Linked DNA regions of Homo sapiens: region 1 is linked to region 2. A link is a contact called in ENCODE Hi-C or POLR2A ChIA-PET data. All regions are on one chromosome and are shown on one strand. Each heading gives the region's core, a stretch centred on a gene start or an enhancer-like site at or near the end of the contact. The rest is flanking DNA. Distances are from core to core; before and after follow the strand shown. Region 1 has its middle 31 kb from the start of ZRANB1. Region 2 has its middle 61 kb from the start of ABRAXAS2.

Region 1 (6,929 bases), core at 1,266-3,765, 47 kb before region 2:
GAGACCGTGTCATTGCACTCCAGCCTAGGCAACAGAGTGAGACTCTGTCTAAAAAAACAAACAAACAAACAAATAAAAAAATAGAAAGAGAGAGAGAGAGACAGATGTCCTATCGAAACAATCCCTAAGAGGGGGGCCTGGGCATGGATATGTTTTGTTTGATTTATTTTTTATTTTTATTTATTTATTTTTTTTTTTTTTTTTGAGACAGAGTCTCACTCCGTCACCCAGGCTGGAGTGCAGTAGCACGAACCTGGCTCACTGCAAGCTCTACCTCCCGGGTTCACGCCATTCTCCTGCCTCAGCCTCCTGAGTAGCTGGGACTACAGGCGCCCGCCACCATGCCCGGCTAATTTTTTTTTGTATTTTTTAGTAGAGACGGGGTTTCACCATATTAGCCAGGATGGTCTTGATCTCCTGACCTCATGATCCACCTGCCTTGGCCTCCCAAAGTGCTGGGATTACAGGCATGAGCCACCGCGCCCGGCCTGTGGATGTGTTTTAAACCCACTCCCCAGGTACCTGAAACGTGCAGCCAGTATTGAGAACTACCGACAAAACAGTCCTCAAACCCCAAAAGATTGCAGATATGGAAATTAATGCCTAAAGATGTTAAGTGACTTAACAAGAGCTAGACCAATTAACTCTGCAATTCGAACAGGAACACATAACTCTTTATTTCTTTTATTTTTTTATTTTTGTGAAAACAAGATCTCACTCTGTTACCCAGGCTGGAGTGCAGTGGTGCAATCATAGCACACTGCAGCCTCAAACTCCTGGGCTCAAGTGATCCTCCCACCTTGGCTTTCCCAGTAGCTAGGACTACAGGCATGCACCACCATACCTGGCTAATTTTTAAATTTTTAGTAGAGACAAAGTCTTTGTTGCCCAGGCTTATCTTGAACTGCTGGATTCAAACGATCCTCCTGCCTCTGCCTCCCAAAATGCTAGGATTACAGGCACATACCACCATGCCCAGCAGAACACAGAACTCTTGATTCCATGGTCAAATGTTCCACTATATTTGAATTAAAAAGATATCATCAATAAATACAGCAGAGGGCATTGTCACAGTTACAGAACGGTGGCTGTTTGGCACACCTACCGAATTGACATTCTACTTATGTTTATCTGGACTCTGAGAAATATTTCATTTGGAAAAAGTATCCACTGTCTTTTTGGGGTTTTTAATTTCCTTTTCTTAGAAACCTTATATTAGGCTGGGTGCAGTGGCTCATGCCTCTAATCCTAGTACTTTGGGAGGCCAAGGCAGGAGAATTGCTTGAGCCTGCGAGGTCCAGGCTGCAGTGAGCCATGATGGCACTACTGCACTACACCCTGGACAACAGAGCAGGACCCTATCTCAAAAAAAAAAAAAACCTTTGTAGTAAAGGGTAGAGACAGTATAGTTTTGTTGATAGTTTGTTCTGGCTTTCATTTCAGTTTTTCCCAAACTAACTGTAGAGTTCATAAATCCATATTGCATTTTTGTGAAAGTTTTGCATGCAAAATTGTGGATCTGTAGTTCCATTAACAGTAGAAAGCCATAAAGAGGTTTTGAGCAGGAAGGTGCCAGTATTGGAGCTGCCCACCTTTACCTGGAATGTCTGTGAGACAAATGAGGGCAGAAGTAGAAACAGGGGCAGAGAAGAGACAAGGACCTAAAACCAAAGTAGCTGTGGGAATGGAAAGGAGGGCCAAGAGTGAAATGGGAGACAGTGCAATGTTCAGAATTTGCCAGTGACTAACTCTGAGGCAGAAGAAAGAATCAAAAGTCAGAGAGTGGGCCAGGAGCAGTGGCTCATGCCTGTAATTCTAGCACTTGGGAAGGCCAAGGTGGAAGATCGCTTGAGGCCAGGAATTCAAGACCAAACTGGGCAACATAATGAGACCCCATTGCTACAAAAAATAATTTTTAACCTGCCAGGCTCAGTGGCTCACACCTGTTGTCCTGGCTACTCAGGAGACTGAGGAGGGAGAATTGCTTGAGCCCAGGAGTTCAAGGCTGCAGTGAGCTATAATCATGCCACTGCACTCCAGCTTGGGCAAGAGAGCAAGATCCTGTCACCAAAAAAAAAAAAAAAAAAAAAGTCCGTGAACTCTGAGTGACGGCAGTATGTGCAACAGTGGGACACGCAAGAGAGGAACTGGGTCAGAGGAGATGTGGACCCTTGAATCAGGAGATCCTGGACTCAGGAGGAAGGGAATGGCTGGTGGGGGAAATGCTGGTCTGAAATGTGTAGGGCAATCCTGGAGATCAACATCAGGGAGCTCTCTATGTAGAATTTAGTATGGAAGCCACAGGAGTGGGGAAGAAAGAACTACCGAAGGAAAAAAAAAGAGGAGTGGTCAGAAAGGTAGGAGATGAAGCTGGTAGTACGGTGTTCTGGAAGCCGAGGGTACAGTGAGCCTGAAGCACATGGTAATAAAAATTGTCAGATGCTACAGATTTCGAGCATTAGAACGGAGGAAAGGCCACTGGATCTGACAAACAAGAGACTCAGTGACCTTCTAGAGAACAGTTCTCAGTAGGATGGTAGGGAGAGAAGCCAAGTTTCAAAAGCTGAAGCCATGTGATTATAAACCACAAGTCCAAGACGTCTGGCAGTGAAAGGAAAGCAGGAGATATAAGACTAGATTAGGGCAGTAACAAAAATAAGGGAAAGGTTTTGTTTTCTTTTAGGTATTTATTTTAAAGAATGGGCATCTCTGAGCACTTTTATAAATGGAGGAGAGATGTAGAGGGGGTAAAAGGACTGAAATCCAGAAGGGAGGTAAAATTCAGAGCACAGTGATTTGTGTTGGCAAGCAAGAAAGCCCTATCTTCCTCAGAAACGAGGAGAGGAAGCTGTGAAAAACAGCTCTAGGGAGGTTTTGGTGGGTGAGACAGAGGTGATGGAGTGGAGTTCAAACCCTTTCTCCTCCTTGGTGAATCAAGCACAGAGTCTCCTGCTGAGGGTTGCTCTGGAAACTGGAGGAGATTCGGGACAATAGTTAGAGGGAAGCAAATCAAGAAGAATGAAAAAAGAAGAGCGACAAGAAACTGCTTTCTCCAAAAAGTCTTGGCAGTCCATAATCAGGCCTAGGACGGAAAGATCAGGCTGAGGCTGTGGAGCCCCCCGCAGAGGTGGACATATGCAGCTAAGGGAAATCGAAGGCGCTCTGCTAAAGGAAATGGTAACGGATCCAGCTTACTCAGGGTCTTTGAGGGATCTGTGCTTTTAAGTAGAAAGTGTTATAAAATGGGTGTTCCCCTCAAAAGAAATGTTAGAAATGTTCAGTTGTTACAAGAACATGTTCTCAGACGCGTTGCAGAAAATGTCATTTGTATAAACTGCAACGTATCTTCCATTCTCTGTGTATGATCAACATGATTCCCAAGTGGAAAAAACATCTTAACAGTAGAAAATGCAATGTAACAGGCTAGGTGCGGTGGCTCACTCCTGTAATCCCAGCATTTTGGGAGGCCCGGGTAGGTGGATCACCTGAGGTTAGGAGTTCGAGACCAGCCTGGTCTACATGGCAAAACCCCATGTCTACTAAAAATACAAAAAATTAGCCAGTCGTGGTGGTGGGTGCCTGTAATCCCAGCTACTCGGGTGACCGAGGCAAGAGAATTGCTTGAACCCGGGAGGCAGACGTTGCAGTGAGCCAAGATCACGCCATTGCACTCCAGCCTGGGCGACAGAGCAAGACTCTGTCTCAAAAAAAAAAAAAAAGGAAGAAAGAAAGGGAGGGAGGGAGGGAGGAAGGAAGGAAGGAAAGAAAGGAAATAAACGTATTTAATAATGTTGCCTAATCTGTATGCATGCAGTACAGGACACAGTTTTGTGGAACATAGTACCATCCTGTGACCTTCCTCTATGTCCACCACAAATCTGCCTGAAAAAAAAAATCTCTCCTGAGAGGACCAGATATGCTTGTGAAGCATCAGAGAAAATACAGCTTGTTTGACATTTCAAAATCCTGGTCTGTGCTAGGACTGGTCTCATCTTGATGGGTATAAATTTGTGCTTATAGGAACACAGTCACTCTATATCCAGACTAAGAAATTTTTGTAGATTTTTCAACTAAGTATCCCTGTAAGCTAGACTTACGGAATTAGGAAAAAAAAATGTTGAAGTTGTATTGAGTCTCTTTTTTTTTTTTTTTTTTTTTTTTTGAGACAGGGTCTCACTCTGTCGTCAAGGCTGTAGTGCAGTGTTGTGATCATAGCTCACCGCAGCCTCAACCTCCCAGGCTCAGCCTCCTGGGTAGCTGGGACTATAGACACGCACCACCACACCTGGCCAATTTTTTTATTTTTTATAGAGTCAGGGTTTCGCCATGTTATCCAGGCTGGTCTCAAACTCCTGGGCTCAAGTGATCCTCCAGTCTCCCAAAGTGTTGGGATTATAGGCGTGAGCCACTAAACCCAGCCAGTACTATGTCTTTTTTTTTTTTTTTTTTTTTTTGAGACGGAGTTTCGCTCTTGTTGCCCAGGCTGGAGTGCAATGGCACAATCTCGGCTCACTGCAACCTCCGCCTCCCGGGTTCAAGCGATTCTCCTCCCTCAGCCTCCCGAGTAGCTGGGATCACAGGCTGGTATTACAGGTGTGAGCCACCGCGCCTGGCTGTTGTATCTTTTTAAGAAGTTTGGAAACATCAAGTATCTGAAACAACTTCGCTTGTGATCTTATCTGGGGAAGTTTTGTAAGAGGCAAAGCTGTGAGCAGAGAGAGCATGAACTTTGGAGTCAAACAGCCCTGAGTTGAAATCCTGCTGTCCTCTCTGAGTGCCAGTGTCCTCAGTGTCCTCATCTGAAAAATTCTGGGTGATATTTCCCTGGCAGTTACTGAGGGTCCAAAGAGACAAGAGCTGAAAGGCCTGGCAATACTCTTAAGTGTTTGATAAATGTTGGTTTCCTCGCTCTGCATTTCATTTAATCCAGGTAACATTTACTGAGGAATGACCCCATATCAGGTACTGTGCTGAGAACAGCAATTCAGAGACAGGTAAGGCTGTATCTACAACAGGGGCCAACAGTCCAGTGGAGGACAATCCCTAACTTAGGGTCTCCATGCCCTGGAGGGGCCCATGAACTTGGATGGAAAGAAAATACATCTTTATTTCTTCTAACTTTTAACTGAAATGCAGTATTTATAACAATTGTCAGTGTAGTCAACATACTATGGTAGTATTAATACATCTATGGCCCTGACACCAGTAGAAATCATAGATTTTTTTAGATCATATTACATTATTGAGTAGGTTACTAAAGAAGTACTTCAGGCCAGGCATGGTGGTTCACGCCTGTAATCCCAGTACTTTGGGAGGCTGAGACAGGAGGATCACTTGAGGTCAGGAGTTCAAGACCAGCCTGGCCAGCATGGTGAAACCCCATCTCTACTGAAAATACAAAAATTAGCCGGGTGTGCTGGCGCATGCCTGTGATCTCAGCTACTCAGAAGGCTGAGGCAAGAGAATCGTTTGAATCCAGGAGGTGGAGGTTGCAGTGAGTCAAGATCACGCCACTGCACTCTGGCCTGGGCAACAGAGCGAGACTCCGTCTCAGAAAAAAAAAGTACTTCAATTGGACTGAGCGTGGTCACTCACGCCTGTACTCCTAGCACTTTGGAAGGCAGAGGCAGGTGGATCACATGAGGTCAGGAATTCGAGACCAGCCTGGCCAACATGGTGAAACCCAGTCTCTACTAAAAAGTCAAAAAAAATTAGCTGGATGTAGTGGTGTGCACCTGTAGTCCTAGCTACATGGGAGGCTGAGGCAGGAGAATCACTTGAACCTGGGAGGTGGAGGCTGCAGTGAGCTGAGATCACGCCACTGCACTCCAGCCTGGGCGACAGAGTGAGACTTTGTCTCAAAAAAAAAAAATGTCTGGGTACAGTGGCTCATGCCTGTAATCCCAGCACTTTGGGAGGCCTAGGCGGGCAGATCACCTGAGGTCGGGAGCTCAAGACCAGCCTGGCCAACATGGTGAAACCCCGTCTCTACTAAAAATACAAAAATTAGCCGGGTGTGGTGGTGCATGCCTGTGATCTCAGCTACTTGGGAGGCTGAGGCAGGAGAATTGTTTGAACCCGGAAGGTGGAGGTTGCAGTGAGTCGAGATCACACCACTGTACTCCAGCCTGGGCAACAGAGCAAGATTCCGTCTCAAAAAAAAGAAAAAAAAAAGTGAGTAAGAAGTACTTCAATTAATATTACAGATTTTTAAAAACATTTTAATAACTATATTTCAATTTAATTGGCTTCCTTGTAATCTCATTTCTGTCATGCATTTAAAAATTATTCTGAACTGGCTGTGACAGAGAAAAGGTGAAGAAACCCTAGTCAAGTTAGTGGAAAATTGAATTTTATGAATGTTTCAGGACAGAGAGGCAAATTCCATATCAAATAATCAAATGAGTAATGTCCCAGCATAGGACACAGAGGAGACAAGCCATGCAGTTCCCTTGGAAAACAGAGATGGGCAGTGACTGTGTTTTGCAGGTGAATATGATTTGCCGAGCAAGGAGGAAGGAGAAAGGCAGACTGGAGACAGTGGGAAAAATGAGTGACTCACTGAGGGGCAAGACATGTCTCAATGAGAACACCTGGAAAGCTGAGAAGCAGGGTTGACATCTGGTCAACCTCAAATATGCTCTAAGTCTAACCCATGTGAACCACCTCAGAGTGGATATTGACCCAGTTTATAGTTTGTATAAGCAAATATCTTCCCATTTCAATGCTGACAGCCGTGTGCAGTGGCTCACACCTGTAATCCCAGCACTTTGGGAGGCCGAGGCAGAATGTTTACTTGAGGCCAGGAGTTCGAGACCAGCTTGGCCAACATGGTGAAACCCCTTCTCTACTAAAAATACAAAAAGTAGCTGGGCATGGTGGCAGGCGCCTGTAATCCCAGCTGCTCTGGAGGCTGAGTCATGAGAATC
Region 2 (7,251 bases), core at 591-3,090:
CCTAAATGCATGCTAGATACTTTGACCCTCAGTTTCTTTAGCCATAAACAAAATCTAATAACAGTAGTTTTAGATTTAGATTTAGATTAACAGTAGGCTGTTCTGGGGAATAAACAAGATACCGGTGTGAGGAAGCCTGACCCTTCCTAAGGCTTGACAAACGTTAGCTATGGTTCTAAGCCTGAACGGACCATCCCAGGATAACCAGATCTCTCATCATTACAACATGCCAGGAATTGAAGTGGGCAAAAAACATCAGGTCAGACATGCTGGCGGGCCAAGGGCTTTGCAGCTTTCCACCAGACACTCAGACCGTCAGAGCTGGGGGCTTGGCAGCCTGCTGGCCAGGAGTTCCCGAACCTGGCTGTGCTTAAAAGAGAGACGAGGAGCTTAAAAGGCAGCAGACCAAAAAGCTCTCCGGGTCATCCTGATGGGTGGCCAGGTTTGTGGACAGCTGAGCTGCTCCAGCTCCCTTACCAAACGGCGGTGGTGGGGAGGTGGAGGCGCAGGGAGAAGTGATCTGTCCGAGTTCCTGAAGTCAGTCCGTGGCCATGCTGGGCCCAGCACTTGCCCTGTGACCCTCAAAGCCCCACCGTCTACCCTTCACTCAAGGGCTTCCTACAGCCGTGAGGATACAAGAGAACGCCTTGTGTCCTTGGAAGCATTTTTGTAATCTAAAATGTAGAAGAGTGCATTTCCTGCCTACATAGTTAAACACTTTCCTTTAGAAGAAAGGCTGGGGCCGGGCACAATGGCTGGCTGGGTGCAGTGGCTCATGCCTGTAATTCCAACATTTTAGGAGGCTGAGGCCGGCAGACTACTTGAGGTCAGGAGTTCGAGGCCAGCCTGGCTGACATGGGGAAACCCCATCTCTACTAAAAATGCAAAAATTAGCCAGGCATGGTGGTATGTGCCTGCAATCCCAGCTACTTGGGAGGCTGAGGCAGGAGAATCACTTGAACCCGGGAGGCAGAGGTTGCAGTGAGCCGAGATAGGGCCACTGCACTTCTGGATGACGGAGCAAGATTCTGTCTCAAAAATTAAATAAATAAAAGAAAAGAAAGTCAACTTCATGAAGTGCTATTTTAGCTGAATCTGAATAGAAGCCTTAACCTTATGGACAGAGAACTCCCTGGCTGGGAGGCTGGGTTGAGACCTTTACATTTGGAGGATTGTTTCCTGCAAATCAGGAAGAGGTGAGCTCAGCCGTCTGTTTTAGAATCCACTCTTTTCAGGAGGAGGGTAAATACCAGTCTGCTGTTTGGAAATGGAGCTTGGGTGTCAAATGACAGTCATTTCTCTTTAATGGCAGACATTTGTTAATGATTATATAAGTGTCCAGAGGTGAGGCTGCGACAGCCCGGACATCATTGATTTCCTAGAAATATATTTGTACTGAGGACCAGATGGCATTTGGACTGCAAGAGACACCGAGGCTCAGACAAGCAGGTCTTTGCTCCTGCCTCTCTCTCCTCCTGTTGGCCCAGCTGGCAGTGCCAGGAAGGGGCCCCTGTCCGCTGACTCCTGCACTGGTGGTCTCCTCCCCTGGGAGGGAGGGGTAGAGGAAGGGTTCATGGGACACACACAGGCCTCAGGGTCAGTCAGCTTCGGGATGATTCCTGGCTGGGTCACTTCCTCCCAAGTGGCTTTTGGCCAAGTGGGCCTCACTGTCATCACCAGAAAGCGTGGATAATGCCACCTATGTGGTGGAAGGAAGGTGTCCGCCCAGAGCCTGGCAGGCAGTGGGTGTGCCCTGAGTGACAGCAGCTATGGTCACCAGGCCTGGACTCCTCCCTGGCCTGACCTGTTTTGGGGCTGAGATGCTGGCTCACTGCCACGCTGTGCTCTAAAAAAGGAATGTGGTCTCAGGTCCTAGGCGGGGCAGGAAACAGAGACTGTCATTCCCAGCCCACGGGCTCCTCGCAGACCTCAGTCTCCCCGTGTAAGATGAGGGCCAGACGGAGGGTCTCTGGAGCTCTTCCAGCCTCAACAGGCTAAACATTTGAATGACTAGAGGCTTAGACTAGCCATCTCAACTCTGGCTGCTCGTTAAAATCACCTGCTGAGGCCGGGAGCAGTGGCTCACGCCTGTAATCCCAGCACTTTGGGAGGCCGAGGAGGGCGGATCACCTGAGGTCAGGAGTTTGAGACCAGCCTGGTCAAAATGGCGAAATCCCGTCTCTACTAATAATACAAAAATTATTCAGGCGTGGTGGTGGGCGCTGGTAATCCCAGGCACTTGGGAGGCTAAGGCAGGAGAATCGCCTGAACCCAGGAGGTGGAGGCTGTAGTGAGCTGAGATCGTGCCACTGTACTCCAGCCTGGGTGACAGTGAGACTTCGTCTCAAAAAATAAATAAAATTACCTGCTGAGCTCTTGAACCCTACCAGTGGCCCCAGGCCTGCTCCAGAAGCCCCGGGGATGGGCCCCAGCCCTACTCCAGAAGCCCTAGGGCTGGGCCCCGGCCGTGGTATTTGCTGAAGCTCCCCCGGGATTCTGAAGTGCAGCCAGGGGGAAGATCCACTGATAAGAGAAATATCATTTCAGGGCATTGATTAGTTTAGCCTCACGAGGTCTCCTCACTTGACCCTATCCCAGCTATGGGGCTAAGTTAAAAGCAAGACTTTAAAGGCCAGCCAGCAGGACCTGCTCTGCTGCCCTGGTTGGGAAGAAAACAGGTTGGAGGAGGCAGGAGACTTGCCTGGAGTCTGTTAGGGGAAGAGGTCAAGCATAACCTGGGCTGTGGGCCTGGTAGGGCTTCCTTGCACGTGGCCAGAGGGTCCTACTCCCAAGCATACCCACCCTGGGCTGGGAAGGGCAGCTCGCTCCAGGAGGGAATCCACAGTTCTTCCTACCTTTCCCCAGGCTTCTTTCCAACAGCAGGGCCAGCCAGGCGGCAGCCTCTGACCCCTTCCAGGTCTTTGGTGGTCTGCAAAATGCTAAGGATTGAGACCCCAGTGGTCTTTCCTTCTTTTTTTGGAGATGAAGTCTCGCTCTGTTGCTCAGGCTAGGCCTGAACTCCTAGGCTCAGGTGATCCTCTTGCCTCAGCCTCTCAATTAGGTGGGACTACAGGTGTGAGCCACCAGGCCCAGTGAGGCCCAATTACTTTAACAACATCATTACCATCCATTTCTTCAGGGCTGGCTCAGTAGCCAGCCAGTACTAACTACTTTACATACATTAGCCAAGGCCAGGGGTGGTAGCTCCCACCTGTAATCCCAGCACTTTGGGAGGCCAAGGCGGGAGAATCGCTTGAGCCCAGGTGTCCGAGACCTGCCTGGGCAACATGGTGAATACCCATCTCTATTTCATAAAGAAAGAAGCAGCTGGGTGCAGTGTCTCACACCTGTAATCCCAGCACTTTGGGAGGCTGAGGTGGAAGGATCACTTTAGCCCAGGAGTTTCCGACCAGCCTGGGCAACGTGATGCAACCCCATCTCTATAAAACATTTTAAAAGACAGCACAGTGGCTCACACCTGTAATCCCAGCATTTTGGGAAGTCGAGGCAGAAGGATTGCTTGAGCCCAGGTGTCTGAGACCAGCCTGGGCAACATAATGAGACTTCATCTCTACAAGTAATAAAAAAATTAGCCCAGTAGCTGTAGTTCCAGCTACTCAGGAGGCAGAGGTGGGAAAATCACTTCAGCCTGGGAGGTCAGGGCTGCAGTGAGCTAAGACTGCACCACTGCACTCCAGCCTAGGTGACAGAGTGAGACCCTGTCTCTTAAGTAAATAAATAAATAAGTAAAATAAATAAATAAAATCAGCTGGGCATAGTGGTGCACACCTGTTGTCCCAGCTACTCGGGAGTCTGAGGTGGGAAGATGGCTTGAGCACAGGACGTTGAGGTTGCAGTGAGCCATGTTCATACCACTGCACTCCAGCCCAGGTGACAGAACAAGGCCCTATCTCAAAAAAAAAAAAAAAAAAAAAAGGGTAAAAGAAAGAACTGAAAGAAAGAAAGAAAGAAACTTGATAACTAGCTCAAATCTCACTGAGAGTAAATTTGCCAAGCCAGAATTCACTCCTAGTGTCCTAGTGTGACGGGCCCAATTGTCCATGCCCCTTCTGCCAAACCACCCTGCTCCTGCTCCCAGTGTGGGTCTGAGTCTACCACTGCCTGAAAGTGCAACCTTGTTGGTGCACGTGAAGCTGGGGTTCAAGCTCTTCACAGCTAGTTCTTTCAGCTATGACCCACTTGCAGCAAAGCCCCACTCAAGAGCTCATCAAGGATTCTACTTCCAGTTGTGATGCAGTAGCTTTGAGCATGTCAATTGTCCCACTGAAAACAACTAGAAAAACCAGATAAACACACACACACGCATAATCTGCTTGAAAGTATTTGATAACTCCTGAGCAGCTAGAACTTAAAATAATAGTAAATACTTGATTTTTCCAAAGAAGGCAAAAAAAAAAAGAGAAAAAAGAAATAAAACAGGTAAGATAAAGAGAAAATAAATATTATTAAGGCGGGGTGCAGTGGCTCACGCCTATAATCCCAGCACTTTGGGAGGCTGAGGCGGGAGGATCACCTGAGGTCAGGAGTTTGAGACCAGCCTTGTCAAAATGGTGAAACCCCATCTCTACTAAAAATACAAAAATTAGCCAGGTGTGGTGGCACACACTTGTAATCCCAGCTACTCAGGAGGCTGAGGCAGGAGAATCGTTTGAACCTGGGAGGTGGAGGTTGCAGTGAGCCAAAATCGCGTGCCATTGCACTCCAGCCTGAGCGACAAGAGTGAAACTCCATCTCAAAAAAAAAAAAAAGTAAAAAGTAAGTAAATATTAAAACGCTCTATTTAAACACAAATATATCATCATATAAATGTAAATAGGCTAAACACTCCATTAAAATAACTTATGTTTTTAGTGGTTTGAAATAGAATGGTACATTCTTAGGACTGAAGCCCATAAAATTCTTCCATCTAAGACTGTATTGTTGATTTTTAAAAGGGATTGGAAAGTTGCTGACTATTCTGAACAATAGTGAAATAACAGGTTGAAAAAGAACATGTAGAGAATGACCTCAAAAAAGGTCAACACAAGGCTGAAAGCTGCCTCAAATCCACACCACAGGGGCACGCTAAAGGCAAGGAGGAGACCATAAAAGCAGCCAGAGAGAATGAATGGATCATGTTAAAAATGGCAGGCTGGCAGCAGCCTTACGAAGACATAGGGGAGTAGGCTAATGCCTTCCAGAGGGAGAAAATCACTCAGAATTGTAAATCCAGAAAAAGTATTTTTCTTTTCTTTTTTTTTTTTGAGACAGAGTTTCACTCTTGTTGCCCAGGCTGGAGTACAATGGCGTGATCTCAGCTCACCGCAACCTCCACCTCCCAGGTCCCGATTCAAGCAGTTCTCCTGCCTCAGCCTCCTGGGTAGCTGGGATTAAAGGCACGCGCCACCACACCCAGCTAATTTTTATATTTTTAGTAGAGATGGGGTTTCACCATGTTGGCCAGGCTGGTCTCGAACTCCTGACCTGGTGATCTGCCCACCTCGGCCTCCCAAAGTGCTGGGATTACAGGCGTCAGCCACCGCGCCCAGCCAGAAGAAGTATTTTTCAAAGGTGAAAATCAAAATAAAATTATTCAGAGAAACAAACCTGGGAGACATTACCACCAACAGAGATTCACTAGCGAAACTTCTGGGGCCGGGCACGGTGGCTCATGCCTGTAATCTCATCACTTGGGAGGCCAAGGTAGGCAGATCACTCGAGGCCAGCCTGGCCAACATGGCAAAAACCCACCTCTACAAAAAATACAGAAATTAGCCAGGCATTGTGGCACATGCCTGTAATCTCAGCTACTTGGGAGGCTACAGCACGAGAATCACTTGAACCCAAGAGGCAGAGGTTGCAGTGAGCCAAGGTTGTGCCATTGCACTCCAGCCTGGGTGACAGAGTGAGACCCTGTCTCCAAAAAAAGAAAACTTCTGGCTGGGCACAGTGGCTCTCGCCTATAATCCCAGCACTTTGGGAGGCAGAGGTAAGAAAATTGCTTGAGCCCAGGAGTTCAAGACTTGCCTGGGCAACATAGAGGGACCCCATCTCTACAAAAAATACAAAAATTAGCTGGGTATGGTGGTGTGCACCCATGGTCCTGGTAACTCCAGAGGCTGAGATGGGAGGATCACTTGAGCCCCAGAGGTTGAGGCTGCAGTGAGCCAAGGTTGTGCCATTGCACCACAGCCTGGGCAACAGAAAGAGACCCTGACTCAAAAAAAAAATGCTTCTAAAGGATGTACATTAGGAAGAGGAATGTGATCATGGCAGAAAGAGCTGAGATGCCGTAGGAGGAGGCAGTAAAGAACTGACAGACGTGACCCTCTGCAGCTCCAGGAACTGCCTCTCTAGTGATGGCAGCTTTAGTGCCAACTGTTCAGCCTTGCCTCACCCGTGAGCTTGACTTCCATGAGCAGGTTTTCATTATGAATCAACCGCTCTCTTAAGGACACTGCTTTCCAGAGCACTGATTCTTAAAGTGTGGTTCAGAGATTCCTTGGAGTCCCTGAGACATTTTCAGGGGGTTCATGATGTCCAAACTGCTTTAATAATAATATTAAATTGGCTGGGCACTGTGGCTCACACCTGTAATCCCAGGACTTTGGGAGGCTGAGGTGGTGGATCACCTGAGGTCAGGAGTTCAAGACCAGCCTGGCCAACATGGTGAAACCCTGTCTCTACTAAAAATACAAAAATTAGCTGGGCGTGGTGGCAGGCACCTATAATCCAAGCTACTCAGGAGGCTGACTCAGGAGAATTGCTTAAACCTGGGGAGTGGAGGTTGCAGCGACCCAAGATTGCGCCACTGCACTCCAGCCTGGGTGACAGAGCAAGATTCCGTCTCAAAAAAAGAAAATAATAATAATATTCTTAAATTGTTATTTACCTCTTTATACTCCTATTCTTTCCTGAGTGTATGGTGGAGTTTTTGAGGGGCCACAGATTGAATGTAGAAGCTAATATGAAAATCTGTCTTCTGTTAAGCCATACATTAAGGAGATTTATAAAAGTGTAAAATAATACTACTGTTCTCACTAAGTGTTTTTGTTTTAGAAAATGTAGTTACTTGGCTGGGCGCAGTGGCTCACACTTGTAATTCCAGCACTTCGGGAGGCCAAGGTGGGCAGATCCCTGGAGGTCAGGAGTTTGAGACCAGCCTGACCAACATGGCGAAACCCCGTTTCTACTAGAAATACAAAAATCAGCGGATGTGATAGTGGGCGCCTGTAATCCCTGCTACTCAGG

What was found. A loop is a pair of places that touch in the nucleus more often than their neighbours do. ChIA-PET counts read pairs that join two places held with the same protein, here RNA polymerase II (POLR2A). Pooled maps may share reads with other maps.
Region 1: a map of psoas muscle shows a loop between it and region 2 (2.7-fold over the local background). The contact joins two enhancer-like sites. A Hi-C loop is called at or near these places in 7 of 168 maps with a recorded cell type or tissue (Caco-2, HepG2, OCI-LY7 and 4 more) and 9 of 50 pooled maps. POLR2A ChIA-PET finds 5 or more read pairs at or near these places in 11 of 52 experiments (A673, H1, HepG2 and 8 more).

Annotation. Positions count from the first base shown.
Region 1 is chr10:124,907,503-124,914,431 of GRCh38, reverse strand. No RefSeq gene overlaps it. Among named protein-coding and RNA genes, the nearest start is that of ZRANB1, 31 kb to the left of the region's middle. Within about 2 kb of position 2,515, at least 4 of the 41 ENCODE cell types and tissues checked have a DNase peak (open chromatin) inside an H3K27ac peak, as active enhancers do.
Region 2 is chr10:124,859,065-124,866,315 of GRCh38, reverse strand. No RefSeq gene overlaps it. Among named protein-coding and RNA genes, the nearest start is that of ABRAXAS2, 61 kb to the right of the region's middle. RefSeq lists an enhancer at 1,359-1,858. Within about 2 kb of position 1,840, at least 9 of the 41 ENCODE cell types and tissues checked have a DNase peak (open chromatin) inside an H3K27ac peak, as active enhancers do.